2 separate regions of the Mus musculus genome follow, and region 2 is linked to region 1. Evidence: chromatin loops called from intact Hi-C (ENCODE). Cell type or tissue: left cerebral cortex. All regions are shown on one strand.

The links. Hi-C counts contacts between places; a loop is a spot of excess contacts. Peaks named below come from ENCODE experiments on the same cell type or tissue, not always from the same donor. Only the 100,000 strongest peaks of a DNase experiment are listed, where the experiment ranks them.
Region 2: it touches region 1 in a loop (4-fold over the local background); 4 of 42 quality-filtered maps call a loop at or near these places.

Annotation. Positions count from the first base shown.
Region 1 is chrX:13,104,436-13,112,435 of GRCm38, forward strand. Usp9x (ubiquitin specific peptidase 9, X chromosome) reads left to right here. Exons shown (of 45, transcript NM_009481.2): 6 at 148-366; 7 at 2,630-2,745; 8 at 3,229-3,480; 9 at 3,555-3,693; 10 at 5,641-5,793; 11 at 6,657-6,761. Among named protein-coding and RNA genes, the nearest start is that of Usp9x, 37 kb to the left of the region's middle. In left cerebral cortex, no CTCF peak of the experiment used is centred here; no DNase peak of the experiment used is centred here.
Region 2 is chrX:12,700,687-12,708,686 of GRCm38, forward strand. It overlaps Med14 (mediator complex subunit 14), which reads right to left. Exons shown (of 31, transcript NM_001048208.1): 17 at 5,846-6,006; 18 at 5,613-5,759; 19 at 4,402-4,493; 20 at 3,065-3,217; 21 at 2,527-2,796. Gm52422 (a long non-coding RNA gene) reads left to right here. Exons shown (of 2, transcript XR_003953047.1): 2 at 1-5,262. Among named protein-coding and RNA genes, the nearest start is that of Gm52422, 7.6 kb to the left of the region's middle. In left cerebral cortex, no CTCF peak of the experiment used is centred here; a DNase peak (open chromatin) is centred at 4,308.

The DNA.
Region 1 (8,000 bases):
TTAATTCTGTCAGTACTAGTGAATCAACTATTATCTATCAGTATAAAAAACAAGGAGCTCATTTAATATTAACAGTAATTAGGGTTATATCTGTTTGAAATTGCAATGTTTTCATATTATTAATCACCTTTCTCTCATATATAATAGAGATGCATTATTAACAATACTCATCGCCTGGTGGAGCTATGTGTGGCTAAGTTAGCCCAAGACTGGTTTCCACTTCTAGAACTTCTTGCCATGGCCTTAAATCCTCATTGCAAATTCCATATCTACAATGGTACACGTCCCTGCGAGTCAGTGTCCTCAAGTGTTCAGTTGCCTGAAGATGAACTCTTTGCTCGTTCTCCAGACCCTCGATCACCAAAAGTATGTTAATTATTTTCAAATTTAAATATTAAGATAGTTCTACCACAGAACTGTAATATTAGTCTCCTAGTAACATGGCTTAACACTGGTTTAATTATACTCAAAAAGACGTTCTGCATTATAGTTTGAATTCTTTATTTTGTACCACAGCTATATTTTATTGTTTGTACTACTATTTAGTTTTTCTGTGTAGTAATAATTGACATCTGACAACCAAGTATTTTTTGAGTATTATATATAATATAGCACTAGGAGCCTTTTTGCATAGTCATAGCATTTTAGTTCAGTGCTTATGGCTTCTTAATTTTTTTCTCCATGTTAATTAACTATACTTAATTCCTGTTATCTTTTAGTCAATCTGAAGATAGTCATAGTTGGATTAATATAACATTTCAATAGTAGTAATAACAATAATAGAGAAGGACATTATGACTCATTAAAAACCTCAGGTGTGAATCAATAAGGCCATGATGATTTTATATATTCTAAGGTTGTTAAGGTTGTTTGTTTGTTTGTTTGTTTGTTTGTTTTTTCGAGACAGGGTTTCTCTGTATAGCCCTGGCTGTCCTGGAACTCACTCTGTAGACCAGGCTGGCCTTGAACTCAGAAATCCGCCTGTCTCCGCCTCCCAAGTGCTGGGATTAAAGGCGTGCGCCACCACTGCCCGGCTATTCTAAGTTTTTTTAAACTTAAAAATAGATACATGCGCTGGGCAGTGGTGGTGTATGCCTTTAATCCCAACACTTGGGAGGCAGAGGCAGGTGGATTTCTGAGTTCGAGGCCACCCTGGTCTACAGAGTGCGTTCCAGGACAGCCAGGGCTATACGGAAAAACCTTATCTCGAAACCCCCCCCCCCAAAAAAAAAGATAAATAAGTTAAATTAAAAAAAAACAGATACATGCTAAACTATAATTAGTCTTATTCTAGTTACCAAGACAAGGTTTCTGTGTGTAGTCTTGGCTATCCTGGAACTCATAGTCCAACCTGGCCCTAAACTTGTAGAGATTCGCCTGGCTCTGCCTTCCAAGTGCTAGAATAGATAGATGCATATGCTACCATGCTCAGCATCTTAGTGAAGAAAATTTTAAAAATACATTACATAAAACATGTCCTTTTTTTCCCTTCCTTTCTTTTTTTAATACAAGTAATCCCAAAAGAGATCTGTAAACTTTGGGCTTAGGGCAAAAGAGATGGCTCAGTGGTTAAAGAGCACTTGCTGCTCTTTTAGAAGAAGTGGATTCAGTTGACAACACCCATATGTTAGCTCACAGTCGTCCTTAATTTCAGTCCTAGGGGATCCAAAGCTCTTTTACGGTCTCTGGGCACCAGGCATGCACATGATGCAAATGCATGCAGACACTCACACATTAAAAAAAAAAAAGAGAGAGTTAATGCCTTAGTAATGGCCTTCTAAGAGCAAAGTAAAATGTAGGAAAATAGTAAGCATACTAAAATTCGTAGTGTAGATTTCTTAGAGAACTTAGAACTTATATTCCTATGATTACATATTTTTGTATTTGGTCTTTAAAAAAATATGCTGGGCATGGTGAGGCACAGCCAGGTGGTGGATCTCTGTGAGGTTTGCAAGATCCAAGACAGCCAAGGCTATAAGTTTTTTCAATTGGAAAGTTGATTTAAAAAAATGATAAAATGGGAACTAAATGTATTCATAGCATCCAGTCTGGTTAGTACTACCACATAGTTCACATTATAATTTGTTTTACTTTTTTCTTTTTGTTTGTCCTGTAATGCAAGAAGTTTATCAAACCTATGCCTTTGCTCATGGTAGTAGATGTTTAATTCCTGCAACATACGGGTTAGTTTTCAGTAGACAATTCACTTTTAGGCTTCAAGATTATTTATATGGAAAATTTAAATACTTATAAACTACAATAAGAAATTGTCTCAGAAGTTGTTACACTAGATTTTCTTTGATCTATTATTACTTAAGGTCTTTTTAACTTTTTAAATTGTTTTTCATATAAGTGTTTTTAGGTATTTTGGAAAGCCATATACTCTAAAAGTCGGATAGCTGAGACAGAAACATAGTCTAACAAGTAATACTGATATGAGCAGTGTGTTTGTTCCTTTAATCTAATTCATGCTTACTATTTATTGCTTCTGCTTCACAGATCAATTACTATGATCGTTTTGAAGCCTTTTCAAGAATGACTTAACATTAATTGGCTTTAATATATCAGTCAAAATAGTACTTTGTTTATCCTAAATGCCAAGAAAGTAAACTTGTTAATTGTATTGTAGGGTTGGCTAGTGGATCTCCTCAACAAGTTTGGCACTTTAAATGGATTCCAGATACTGCACGATCGTTTTATTAATGGATCAGCATTAAACGTTCAGATAATTGCAGCCCTTATTAAGTAAGTAACATTTTAAAGCCACATGTTAAATATGTTATTGCTGTTTTTATTTTGGCTCAATTCAGAAATGGAGTAGTTGGAGCTGGAGAGATGATTGCTCAGTGCTTAAGTGGCTGTTCTTTCAGATAGTAAACGTGAGGTTTATTCCCTGTACCTATGGCAGGTAGCTCAAAACTGTCTTTAACACCAGCTCTAGGAGAATCCAGCGTCTCTGGCTTCTGAGGGCATCTATCTGCCTATATACCTAATCCAAATGTGAATACATACACATAGAATGTCTTAAAAATAATACATGTCACTCGGGAGGCAGAGGCAGGTGAATTTCTGAGTTCGAGGCCAGCCTGGTCTACAAAGTGAATTCCAGGACAGCCAAGGCTACACAGAGAAACCCTGTCTTGAAAAAAAAATACATGTACTATGAGAATTTACTAAGTTGAGGTTAAGAAGTCAAGTATTTACGGGGGTTTTCTTTTCTTATTTCAGACCATTTGGACAGTGCTATGAGTTTCTTACTCTTCACACAGTGAAAAAGTACTTTCTTCCAATAATAGAAATGGTTCCACAGTTTTTAGAAAACTTAACTGATGAAGAGCTGAAGAAAGAAGCAAAGAATGAAGCCAAAAATGATGCTCTTTCAATGATTATTAAATCATTGAAGAATTTAGCTTCGCGGGTTCCTGGACAAGAAGAAACTGTAAAAAACTTAGAAATATTTAGGTTAAAAATGATACTTAGGTAAGTTATTCATCTTGGAAATAATTACTTACATGAATTTTTAGAGTCAATTTACAACTGAATTTCTCTTACAGATTGTTGCAAATTTCTTCTTTCAATGGAAAGATGAATGCACTGAATGAGGTTAATAAGGTGATTTCCAGTGTGTCATACTATACCCATCGGCATGGCAGTTCTGAGGATGAAGAGTGGCTTACAGCAGAGAGGATGGCTGTGAGTAAACAAACACTTAGTCTAGAATGGCTGTCAGTAAAGTTAGTAATGCTAGCATTCTAAATTAAAAGTTGAAATTTGAATGTTTTGGTTAATTTACAGCTTTGTTAATAATCTTGAAATTTTAAAGTAGCATATTTATTTGATCGCTGGGTATATCTTTGGTAAATTTATTGTTGAATGTAATTATTACAAGTTTGATAGTATTTGAAACATATTGAAGAAGGGGCATGTACATATGACCAATTCCAACTGATGGCTTAAAAGTACAAAATACATAAGAGGGCATGTAGGGCGCAACTGGAATCTTAGCACTGGAGAAGCAGGGAGATTGGCTACATGTTTAAGGCCAGCCAGGGTTACATATTGAGACCCTGTCTCAAAATATATATTAGAATAAGAGCTACTTTTTATCTTTATTTTGAGAATTTGTTTTTAAAGTGTATAATTTTGTATCATTTTGTCTTTAAATACTTAGAAAATTGTTTATTTCCTGTATATATTTTATGTATGACTGCTGTAATAAGTTACTAATTATAAAACTGATGATATTTGAGTACATATGTGGCAAACAGGAGCCATTTGTAGCAAACCAATATCTTTACTTCCAAGAATCTCTTTTGTTAATAGGGGAAATGATTAGAATGTGATTTTAAAAGAAAATATGAAGTAATTACAAGTATAGCTAGCTCATTGAGGCCTTTGGTTTAGTTGACAGCAAAAAGAAAAATATACAGGATATTTAAATCAGTCCCTGGGTTAGGAGGTCAGGTGGTAGATGTCTAGTTTTGTGTACGTCATGTGTCTGTCTTCATTGAGAATGCTGGTCCCTTAGCTGTGTGACCCATCCTAAAACATATAGAAAATATCATTAAATGTATAAAACTTTTTGTGATAGTTTGACATTGCTGTATATTTGTTATATTTTAGAAAAGTTTCTTTAACAAGTTGGGGAAATTTAAACTTATATTAGCTAAAAAGATTCATATTTATAGCACATTTTGGGCCCACCTACCTTTATTCTAAGAAAGTTGAATACTGGATTACCTTTTTAAAAAAAATTCGTGAGTCCTACTTTATTGTTCTTGAAGTTAGATAAATGACAGTCAAGATGGCTTAGTCTAGCACAGTATTACAGAAACAAACAATGGAAGTATAAGACTTTTATTCAAATTCAAGTGCCACTCTCTGCAAACGTGTTTACTGTGCTAAGAAAATGTATCTCTTACTTAGATTTCAAAGATGCAAGCAACAATAACATCCAGTACATGGCAGTCAATTAATAAATCAAAGTGGTTTGGTTTTTTATTTGGTTTTTTGAGACAGGGTTTCTCTGTATACCCCTGGCTGTCCTGGAACTCACTTTGTAGACCAGGCTGGCCTCGAACTCAGAAATCCGCCTGCCTCTGCCTCCCGAGTGAAATCAAAGTGTTTTAAAAAGTATCTTTTAACCTAATAAGAAAACCATTGTGGGGCAGAATTAGTTTAAGGAACCAAACACCAAAAATGGCCCTCTGCCCATTCTTCTTAAACCTTAAGTGATTGTTGCATTTAAATAATATTTTTATGAGTTAAATGCTGGAATGTACAATATCTTTTTGATGATTTCAGTGTTTGTAATTTATGGAGATATTTATTCCCCAATAAATTGCTTTGTCAGATATGATAGTTCCCAGCTTTAATTCCAGCACTTGGGATGGATATGGAGGCATTTTGAAGATCACAAACTTAAGACTAGCCTATGCTACATAGCAAAATGCCATTTCAGGAGAAAAGAGCTTACTATAAATTTTTTTAAGCAATTTTTATGAATACAATGCATTCTTGCATATTATCTTGTACATATGCTTTTGGCTTTCTATGTATTCTTTAAATTATATTTTAGTACTTTAAAAAGGTCTTCGTGTTTTATTTTGTTTTGAAACCTGGTTTTTAAATTACCTTTAGGAATGGATACAGCAGAACAATATTTTATCCATAGTTTTACGAGATAGCCTTCATCAACCACAGTATGTAGAGAAACTAGAAAAGATTCTTCGCTTTGTCATAAAAGAAAAAGCTCTGACCTTGCAAGATCTTGATAATATCTGGGCAGCACAGGTAAGGCTCTTGAAACCTCTTAAATGCTTCTGGAAGAAATTCTTCTAGAAACTTCCTGAAATTGTCAATAATGCTTGAATACTTAACAGTTCATATTTGGCAAAAGTTAAAGAGGCAAAAAATAAGGGAAACTAGGTGTGGTTGTGTATATCTGCAATCTCAGCAGATGAAAGTGTACAAGTAGGAGAATCATGTATCGGAAGGTAACTTAGGCTTCAAAGCGAGCGCAAGCTTCTGACCGAGAAATCAAGGATACAAACAGCTCAGTGGTACACTGTATTTGCCTTAGTACCACAAAATAAAGTAATATTTGTTGGGAAAATAAATATACATCTATCATTGACCTCTTAATAGACTTAGCAACTCCTCAGTATAGTTCACTCACTCAATTCCAAAACACTTAAAACTTTTCAGAAGGATTAGCAACCTTTCTGAAAAGGTTTTAAAAGCCACAAACTACATAAACATTGTTGAATTCTAATTTACAAAGCTTTGGTTTTTTGCTTTTTTCTTGTTGTTGTTTTTGTTTATTTTATAGAGATATAGAAAATAGCTTTGTTTTTGAGTATTTAGTTCCAGTTTGGGGAAAAAAGTAATAACAATGAAAGTATTAGTATATTCGATAAACTAATTAAAATTTAATATTTCCTAAAGTACATGTTAACTATGCATATGCAGAAATGAAATTGTCAGATTTTAGCAAGAAGCAATAGTTAAGAATTTTACATAGAGATTAAATCTTTTTAATTATGTGGTGATTAAATGGTGATAATTTCCTGATGGTCATTAGCAGTCAGTATAGATGATGTTTCTATTGTTCACAGTTTAGTGTCTATGTGACCTTTGTTTTTATTTATTAATAGGCAGGGAAACATGAAGCCATTGTAAAGAATGTACATGATCTACTGGCCAAATTGGCATGGGATTTTTCTCCTGAACAACTTGATCATCTTTTTGATTGCTTTAAGGTAATTATTAACGCAGCATTGTTATTACCATTTTATATTTAGATAGAATTGATTCATTAGAACTACAAGTTGTTATTAACCCACAAATACTTAAAAAACTCGTAAGACAATTTCTGATATGAAAGGACTTTATCTAGTTTGAAAGACTTTGCCAGTGTTTTCTTTCTACAAACTTGATTTTCATTTTCATGATAGTGCTAATAGCCCTAATAAAGACTCTTGTTCAAAATTCAGGTTATTGTTTTGAATATCTTTTCCCAGTCTCTTTTGGAAGTAGGTTGAAGTATAGAAAAGTAGGAAAGGAAGATTGTGAGAAACATAAGAGGTGGCAATAAAAGAAATATCAGTACAATGGTATTCTGAGGATATATACTCAGGTAAAGCATAACTTAATTTACAAGGCAGTGCCAGACCATACAGTCATACTCACATTGATTCTGTCATGTTCTTTTATATAGTGTTAACAGTCTCATCAGTTACTGACATTCAGTGCATGGTTAATTGGTTAGTGAATTTGTGAATTAAGAACATGACATTATAAGAGTGCTTAGGAAGGGAGGGCCTTTTAACTATTGGCATTACATCATTAGTCACTAAGTATTACTCCTGAAAATAGTGATTCTGACTGGGAACATAAGTTGCCATAACACTCTGGAAGGTTATATTGTGTCCCTGATTAAATACAATATTCTGGGAATATCAGTATAGCTCAGCAGTAGAATGCTTGCTTAGCATAACAAGGCTCTCAATCAGTCCCAAACACCAAAAGATTCTTGCATATATGCACCAGCTTGCATGTCCAAAAACAAGTGAACTGAAGTGGTTTGTAATAGCTACAAATCTCTCTATAGAGAGGATAGATAATGGATGTTCATATAATGGAATACTTCATGGGAATGGGAATAAGCAAACTGGAAGCAGCATGGATGAATTTCATTGTCAGAATACTGAAAAAGGGCTGAAACTATGTAGTAATTTCTGTATCTTGATTAAATTAACATAAACTTCAGAAATAGTCCCAGATGGCTCTTGAGATTCTATTCACCACATAAGACCAATTTGTCTTAGTATATGCCACATGTCTTAGTCAGGGTTTCTATTCCTGCACAAACATGACCAAGAAGCAAGTTGGGGAGGAAAGGGTTTATTCAGCTTACACTTCCACATTGCTGTTCATCACCAAGGAAGCAGGAGCTGATGCAGAGGCCATGGGAGGGATGTTGCTTACTGGCTTGCTTC
Region 2 (8,000 bases), 400 kb before region 1:
TTCCTAATTGCTATATAATTGTATCCAATCTATATCTGAGAGAAAATGAGCCTAATATTGAACTAAAAAGGAGAATTGTTGAGGTTTGGTCTTGCTGTTTACTATAATGCTAAGTGTGGGCTCCCAAGACCTGGAGTGTGCATGTGGACTCAAGTGGCCCTGTCCTCCAAGTTATTTCTGATTGGTAAATAAAGATGCCAACAGCCAATTGCTGGGCAGAAAAGACATAGTTACGGTTTACATTTCACGGGCTTGGGATCATAGGAAAAGGAAAGGGTGCAGGAGGAGGAAGGAGAAGTCACCATGAGTTAGGTGAACTATAAAAACATGGATCTGAGGGCTGTCAATTAGAGATAAAAGCAGCCCAAATGAAATACAGTAAGTAGTAAATAATAATTTGGGGTTATCAATAGCAAAGTAGATTCTAATAGCACAGCAGGTAGGTATCTGTCCAACTCTTATACTGTTTAAGGCTTATTTTAAACAAAAAGGTTGTGTGTCTCTTTTATCCTGGAACTAAATGGTCAAAGATGGGTAGAAACCCCAAGATGGGATTAAATAACTTCTCTTTAACACCAAACATCCATCCATATTAAACAAAACAAAAACTATACAAAGAATAAAAAATTCACCACTACTCTCCCAGAGCTCTACGCATCACCAGCTTCTAAAGGAGCAGCTCTGTGTGGGCAGGAAGACTGGATCCAGCAGCAATCCAGAAAAAGGTTACCACCCTTAAAATGGGTATTAAAGGCCATATATTTAAAGCTGGTAAGACTTTTTTCATCCTCTCCTTTGACCTTTTGCAAATGGGGAAACAGATATACAACATTTCTACAAATTCGCAGTGGCCCAACAAGAGACCTAAAGCTACTGATTTTGGCAGTATGGCCATGCAGATTGTCCTGGGATGAACACCAGAGTCTCCAAACCTTACCTATAAATAAGAGCAGAGAGTAAAGAATTACTTAATAATCGAAGAAAGGCACCAACATGAAAGAGATCAAAGTTCTACAAAAGAAATGGAGTTAAGATTGAAAGATGAAAGGGAAGAGAAAGTGATCTATCCATATGAGAACATGCTTCTGGGCTGGGCAGATGGCTCAGGGGATAAGGTGCTTGAACCCCAGCACTGATGTAAGGAGTATCAAGGTACATTTGAAACCTAGTACTGTGAGGAAAAAAGACAAAACAACCTCCCAAGGAGATTATTAAGGCTTACAGGCACTTGGTTCAGGCCAGTCACAATCCAATGTAGAAAACAAAGCAGCAGAGCTTCAAACATTCTACAAAAAATGATCGTAGTCTAGAATTCTATACCTAGGCACTCTCAGTTAAATGAAGGTAAACTAAAAACACTGTCAAACATACAAGGTCTCCAATAACCTCCATGGACTTCAACCAATCTCCTATGTACCTTCTTCCAGGCAGCTACTATAGCAGGCATACTACAAAAATCAGCAATGTAAGAGAAAGAAATGGGATGTGTAATGGTTAACCTGACTGTTAGCATGAGGAATGTAGAGTCACACAGAAGACAAACTTCTGAATGGGCTTCTGAGGGTGGTTCCAGAGAATTAAGATCACACATCCTGAATGTGAGTAACAGATTTTACGGAGCCTGGGAGACTGAACTAAATAAAGGAGGAAGCAACCTGCTCTGCTTCCTGACTGTGAGCACAACAGAGCAACACACCTCAAGCTCCTGCTCTCATGTGTTCCCAGGAGCCACACTAATCCCAACCGAGTTTTGACTAGGGTTTTTTGTTTGTTTGCATGTAGACCTGTGAGAACACATTTTTGCATGAGTGCAGTTCCATGTGGAGGCCCAAAAGGACAAGTATCTTCAGAACAACAAGAATACTAAACAAACAGACAAACAAACAAACAAACCCCTACGAAATCACAATTGCTACATAACCTTATTGTAAAACCAGGAGAAAGGCCAATGTATTTACTTATATACTAGGAGCAGCCTGAAGGAAGAAAGAGTAAGTGAAACCAAGTTTTCAAAGTTGTAAGCACTCCCTTTTGAGGGTGAGAATTACTCAACAAGTGACAGCGTACCTTGGTACTCAGAGATACAGCTATATAAACACAAAGAGTAGCAGCTACCTGACAAGTGCTGACAAGTGACAACAGTTTTCTCTGAGGAGCAGGAACACACCAGGAGTAGGGTAAGGGAGCAAGTTTTCAGAAGCAGCCTTTAGAACTATTTGACTCTCCAAACATCTTTCATGAGGATCTCAAGCAATAAAGTCTTCCTTTAAAGTCCCAATAAGCAAATATTATGCTCTTTCATATTCCCAAACTTATTAACCAGAGAATGAGGAAACAAGGGGCTTCCCAACATTTCATGTACAAAGACACAGAACTTACTGCAAACCCTAGCTCCTCCAAAATGAGGTTGCAGAGAAGATATAGCAACTGTATTGCTTACTAAATTCGAATGGGACATTTCTCCCTCAAAGGAATGGTTTTCGAGAATATATTTATTCTATTATTCCCTAACGAGGAAGTGTGTACCTTTAATCCTGGTGCAGGATAGAAGCCTTCAACTAACTTGCTGTTATCAAAAAGACTATAGGCACCGTCCCGTATTGCCACGACGCCTCGACTACGGCAGTATATGTCAATGCAGTACATGTTCCTGAAGGCCAGTCTGATGTGGGTGGATGATTGTGGTAAAATGGAGAAACACTGGTAGGCGGTGTTAGTTCTCTGGGTCAAGCCCAACATTGGAACAGTAGGGAGTTTGTTGATAGCATTTAATGGTGCCTGAGTATCAAACAAAACCTGGAAGAAACAGAGATATCACCCAGTTGTCATGTAACTGCAGAAAACTTACAATTTTCTGTCTCATTGTCACAAATGAACATTCTGGGACATTCTAGAAAAGTTTCTTTTGAAGTGCACTAGATCATTTTAATTAAGTTCTCCAGGCAGAGTTTAAACCATGTAAGACAAAAACATCCATCTTCGTCATTAAAAGAGAAATGCAGATAATTTTAGGTGTTTTGCATAGCATACTACTAGTACATCTTAAGACAGAGAACTTAATTACCTGTAATAACTGAACCACATTTGGTGTTTTGTTGAACATTTCTTGAAGTTGATGGAGAATGGTATTGTGACAGTTACTGCAACCTGAGTTTGGGCCAACTGTTCCCAACGCAATGTGAAATTTCTGATGAATGGAGTTCCACTGAATACTAATCTAGAGCAAAGAGAGCACATGTGAAACAAACTGCAAAGTAACAGATTCCAGGTGCAAACCATGATAAAGATAAGTCAGCAAGCATCAAAGGAGGGCTTCTTGTAAAAATGAGTAATGTGCTAAGATTTGCTCCCAATCTCCAAATATGATATTTATATAGATCAACAGAGCCTATGAGCATACATATCATCTCCCTTTTATTATATAAACTAGAAATATAAATCTTTTAAATAGAAAATGCAACTCTTGAGATTTAAAGATTTATTTCAATGCAGAGTCATATTCTCAATGCCATCAACTAAGGTAGCAAGCACTGTTATAATAAAAAGGGAAAATCCTCAAACACATGTTCATTCAATTACTAATAATTTCAGACATTACTAGTTATAGAAGTGTCTAGAGAGAAACGAATACAAGTGTTGTACAAGTCTCTATGTGTACCATGTCCATGGCTGGTGTCCGAGAAACCCTGGGACTGGAGTTACAGATGGTTGCTGGATCCTCTATGAGACCAGTACAGCCTCTCAATCACTGAGTCCTCTCTTTAGTTCCCAACTCATTTTTAAGGAAAAGAAGTATAGATTACAGGGAATATACTTAGGATTAAGATACGAATAAAGACTGAATATTTTCGTATAACTCAAACCAAAGACAAACTGTATTTCTCAAAGCCATTCATATAAAGTTAAACATGAATCCCAATTGAAGTCTGTGAAGGAAAAAATGTCAAGAGTGCTTGTTTTAAAATCAAGATCATATGCTCTAAAGACACTATAATTTATTTTTCAGTTTTAAAGAATTAAGCATATATCACACTTTTATTTCAGCAGAGCATTTAAAATTGATGTTCCTCGAGCCTTTATTTAAGGCAGTTTTCTTTCCTTTGTTTCTTTTCCAAGCTGCAGTGTCTGGCAACTATCATTTAAGTTCTTAATTTTTAAAAGATAAATAAGAAAGGAACCTCCATTTTTCAATATTTATTTTTATTTTATTTCATGTGCATTGATATTTTGCCTGCATGGATGAGGGAGTCAGATCTTGGAACACAAACTGCTGTGAGCTGCTATATGGGGGCTGGCTGGGAACTGAATCCAGGTTTTCTGAAATACTGACAGTGCACATAAGCACTAAGCCATTTATTTCTCCAGGCCACAGAACAACCATGTTTTAATTCATATACTTACTGAGCTTCCTTTGGTGGTTCCATAACATAAGATAAGCTTTCGATAATTATAAACACGAACTTCTGAGAAAATATTCAGATGAGCAGGTATTTCTAAGCAGAAACAAACAAAATGCATATTGATCGGACACGGACATGTTTAAGAAGCAGGTATGAAAAGTAGAGCATTTTGGCAAATCATATGCCTAGTTTGGTTGTGATACGGTCTCCTTGAACCCCACATTGTCCCTCAGAGTCTCTGTGTACTAAGGGTGATGGATATACGCCTCGATCTTGCTGCTTTTCCCTACCAAGTGTCATGATTGCAGGCCCACATCACCATGCCCGTTTGATTGTTTGCCAAGGCAGTGGCAGAATCAAAAGCATGTAAAGCCAGCACAGAGAAGGTGAGCCATGGAAAAGGTCTAGCACAGTGGCTAATACAGCAAGGCACTTTCTCTGTCCTGGCCTTCTCTGCTCTCAGTTCATGCCAAGAAAAGCTCTTACACAAAGTGAAGTTTTTAAGTCTCTGTGAAATGTTTTTGTCATCTGTAAAATAGGGGATAGCTATTTCCTAAGTAGCTGTGCAATTAAATGTGCTAGTGTTGGGACACAATCAAAGAATGGAGCCGTATGAGAATTCTGAGTGTTATGACCTCAGTGTCTTCAAAAACAGCATCATTCTTGGAATGTGCTTTTGTGCCCATCTGAGTTGACTTCAGATTATTCGTTCCAACTATTGTTGTTTCTGTGCCTCTGTGGAAAACATGTTTTGCCACATGTGACTTCCATTGTAATTGTATACTTTACTTATATGATACTATCTAACCCTTGTGGTATACATAATATGATGCTCTGAATAAAATTGGCTATTTATTATTTATTATTTATAAAGTCTGCCTCATTTATTGGCTCCATTCTCTCAGGTCCTCTTAGAGTGGTATCATGCTGACACAGCACAATGTTTATTAGCTTGCATGCTCACAGTAGATGAGGACTATATTATAACACAAAAGTATATTACTCACAAGTCTGTCTATGTGCCCAAATTTCTAGAAATAAAAGAAATTTAACAGTTTTTCCGCCGGAGAAAGAGAGACTATACACTGCGGTAAAGAAGACAATTTTCCTTAGATACTTTTGGCTGTATTTTTTTAAAACACTGTACAGGTTTTACTTTTTCTGTTACATGAAGGAGGTATTTTCATTTAAAAGGAAGACTATTACATGTACCTGGTAGAGAACGTGCAAATTCCAACACACACTCGTATAAACGGGCAATGCTACTCCAGTCATTAAGAAACATTTCAACTACTTTTCTGCCACCAACAGGTTCAGACAACAAATTTTCATACGTCAGGTAAACATGTCGGGATGGTCCTAAAGGATTCAAAGGAAAAAACTAATAGTAACCAATACTTTTAAAAATATGGACATAAGCAAAAACACAGTGTGAAAGATCTTACCTTGCTCCCTGGTGGAAGTGCCATTAAGCGGACAATTTGCAAACACTAATTCAGCCACCCAAGTGCGGTTATTTCTACCTTGTAATCGGAAAGTGCAATCAAGAAGAGAGCGGTCCAGAGCCTTCTGTGTTTCCTCACTTATTCCTTTACAGGGAGGAATCCTGTGATGAAAGATGACACATGAGATGTATGTTATGCACAAAGACAAAGCACAAAGTAAAAATGACACACAGGGTATGACATGACAACAGAGCTTTAGGTCCAACATGGCTTCTAGATCCCTTCTACAATGCAACAGTTCCCAGCAATTGGTAATATTTAGCCCACATCAGATGACATCAACCTATATTAGGACTCTCATTTTAACCCCCCAACCCCCAAACCCAAAGACAGTGTTTCTATTTTCCTTCTACAGCTTTAGAGACTATTTACCATACCATACAATGTTATGAACAATATATTTTAGCTGGTATTTCAGTAGTAGATGAAATAACAGCTGCTACATTAATTATATAGTATCTCTCAACTCACAGATTGGATCTTAGATTTTATAATTATTCCTATCAAGGCAATATCTGGAAATACAGAAACTTGTTTCAATTTTCTTATTCAGAATACCCAGAATGGACTCCTCGGTCTGGGCAATATTGCTATTTTGACTGGACAAGTCTTTATTGTGGGGAGCTGTGATGGGCCTCCATGGCCTCAATCTACTAGATGCCAATAGCACTTCGGACCCTGATTGCTTAGGTAATGATAAAAGTATATTTAGACATTGCCCTTCATGTTCCTTAAAGGGTAAAACCACCCCACCTCCATGTTGAAAACCGCTGACCTGGAACTGAAAAACAGTAAGAGACATTATTTTTTTTTTTATTTTTTGCATGTGGCAAAAAATTAAATATATGGATAGAGCAAAAGTGAAATATATTGCATTAAAATGTTGCATCACAATGTTCTCCATTGAAGCTTTAAACACATTTTCTCTTCAACATGCAGATTTTTGCTTTGTTGGTTTATTTTTAGTCCAGGCGGGCCTAGAATTTGCAGCAATCTTCATGCCTAATCCAATTGAGTTTTGAAATTATTGGCAGGAACCAAAACATCACCAGATAAAGTTAGCCAAAAAGAAAAATATCAGAAAGAAGAGGGCAGGGGTAAGGCCCATGGGGCTGGCAGGTGCCATGAGCCAAAGAGTACACAGCAGACGTAAGCATGTGGCTCCTGGTGGGCATCTTTGCTGGCTTCCAGAGGCAGAGCTTGAGCAACACTGTTCAGGTACCCACTGGGGCCTCTGGGGCAGCTTCAAAAGTGGACTGGCAGGAATGGAAGGGCTTGGGCCAGGCACCAGGCTCCTTGACCTCCTACTGGTAGTTAGCTGAGGGCAGGAACAGAGATAGGCAACCTCAAGTGAGGAGGGCAGGTGAGAAAGTAGGGAGGAACCAGAAGGTCACAGGCCAGGTAGGAGGAATGAAGCCTCCAGGAACCAGTAAAAAAATAAAACCAGTAATAAACACTGTCATGAAAAAACTGCTTCAATACCAAGAAAAATGTATGGGCCACATAGCAGAAAGATGGTAAATGTTGAAGCACTACCTAGTACAGGGTTTGTAAAAAGGTCACAAGTTTATAACAAAATAATTTATAACAACATAATATTTATTATGCATTATCTTTCTAGCATCTGTAGAGATATATAGGGCCAACTCCACATCTTATGAAACTCTAGAATTTGGTGGAAAAAAATAAAAATGTACAAGATATCTAGCTATTGATAGGCACTGTTGTAGACAAGAGAACATGACTCCTCTTGTATGGTGGCCCAAGTGTGTATGTGATCTCAGCTACTTAAGATGAAGGCAAAGTGATCTCAAATTCAAACCCAGCCTGAGCAACTCTGATTCACATAGATCCTGCTGATGTAGAATAGTGGTAGGGAAAATACATTGAAAAGAAATAGTTCCATCCAAAATGCATTATAAAAGTTGAGCTTGATATCGTGCTTATAAGGCCAGCAGTAGAAAAGCAATTCAAGTCCTACACTAGGGACCAAGAGACTAGAAAATCGCCTTGCTACTTTGTTCAAGACTAGGATATGCTACATAAAACACTGTCACAAAGAAAAAATGGGCAAAGTTCTCAGAATGTATGGCAA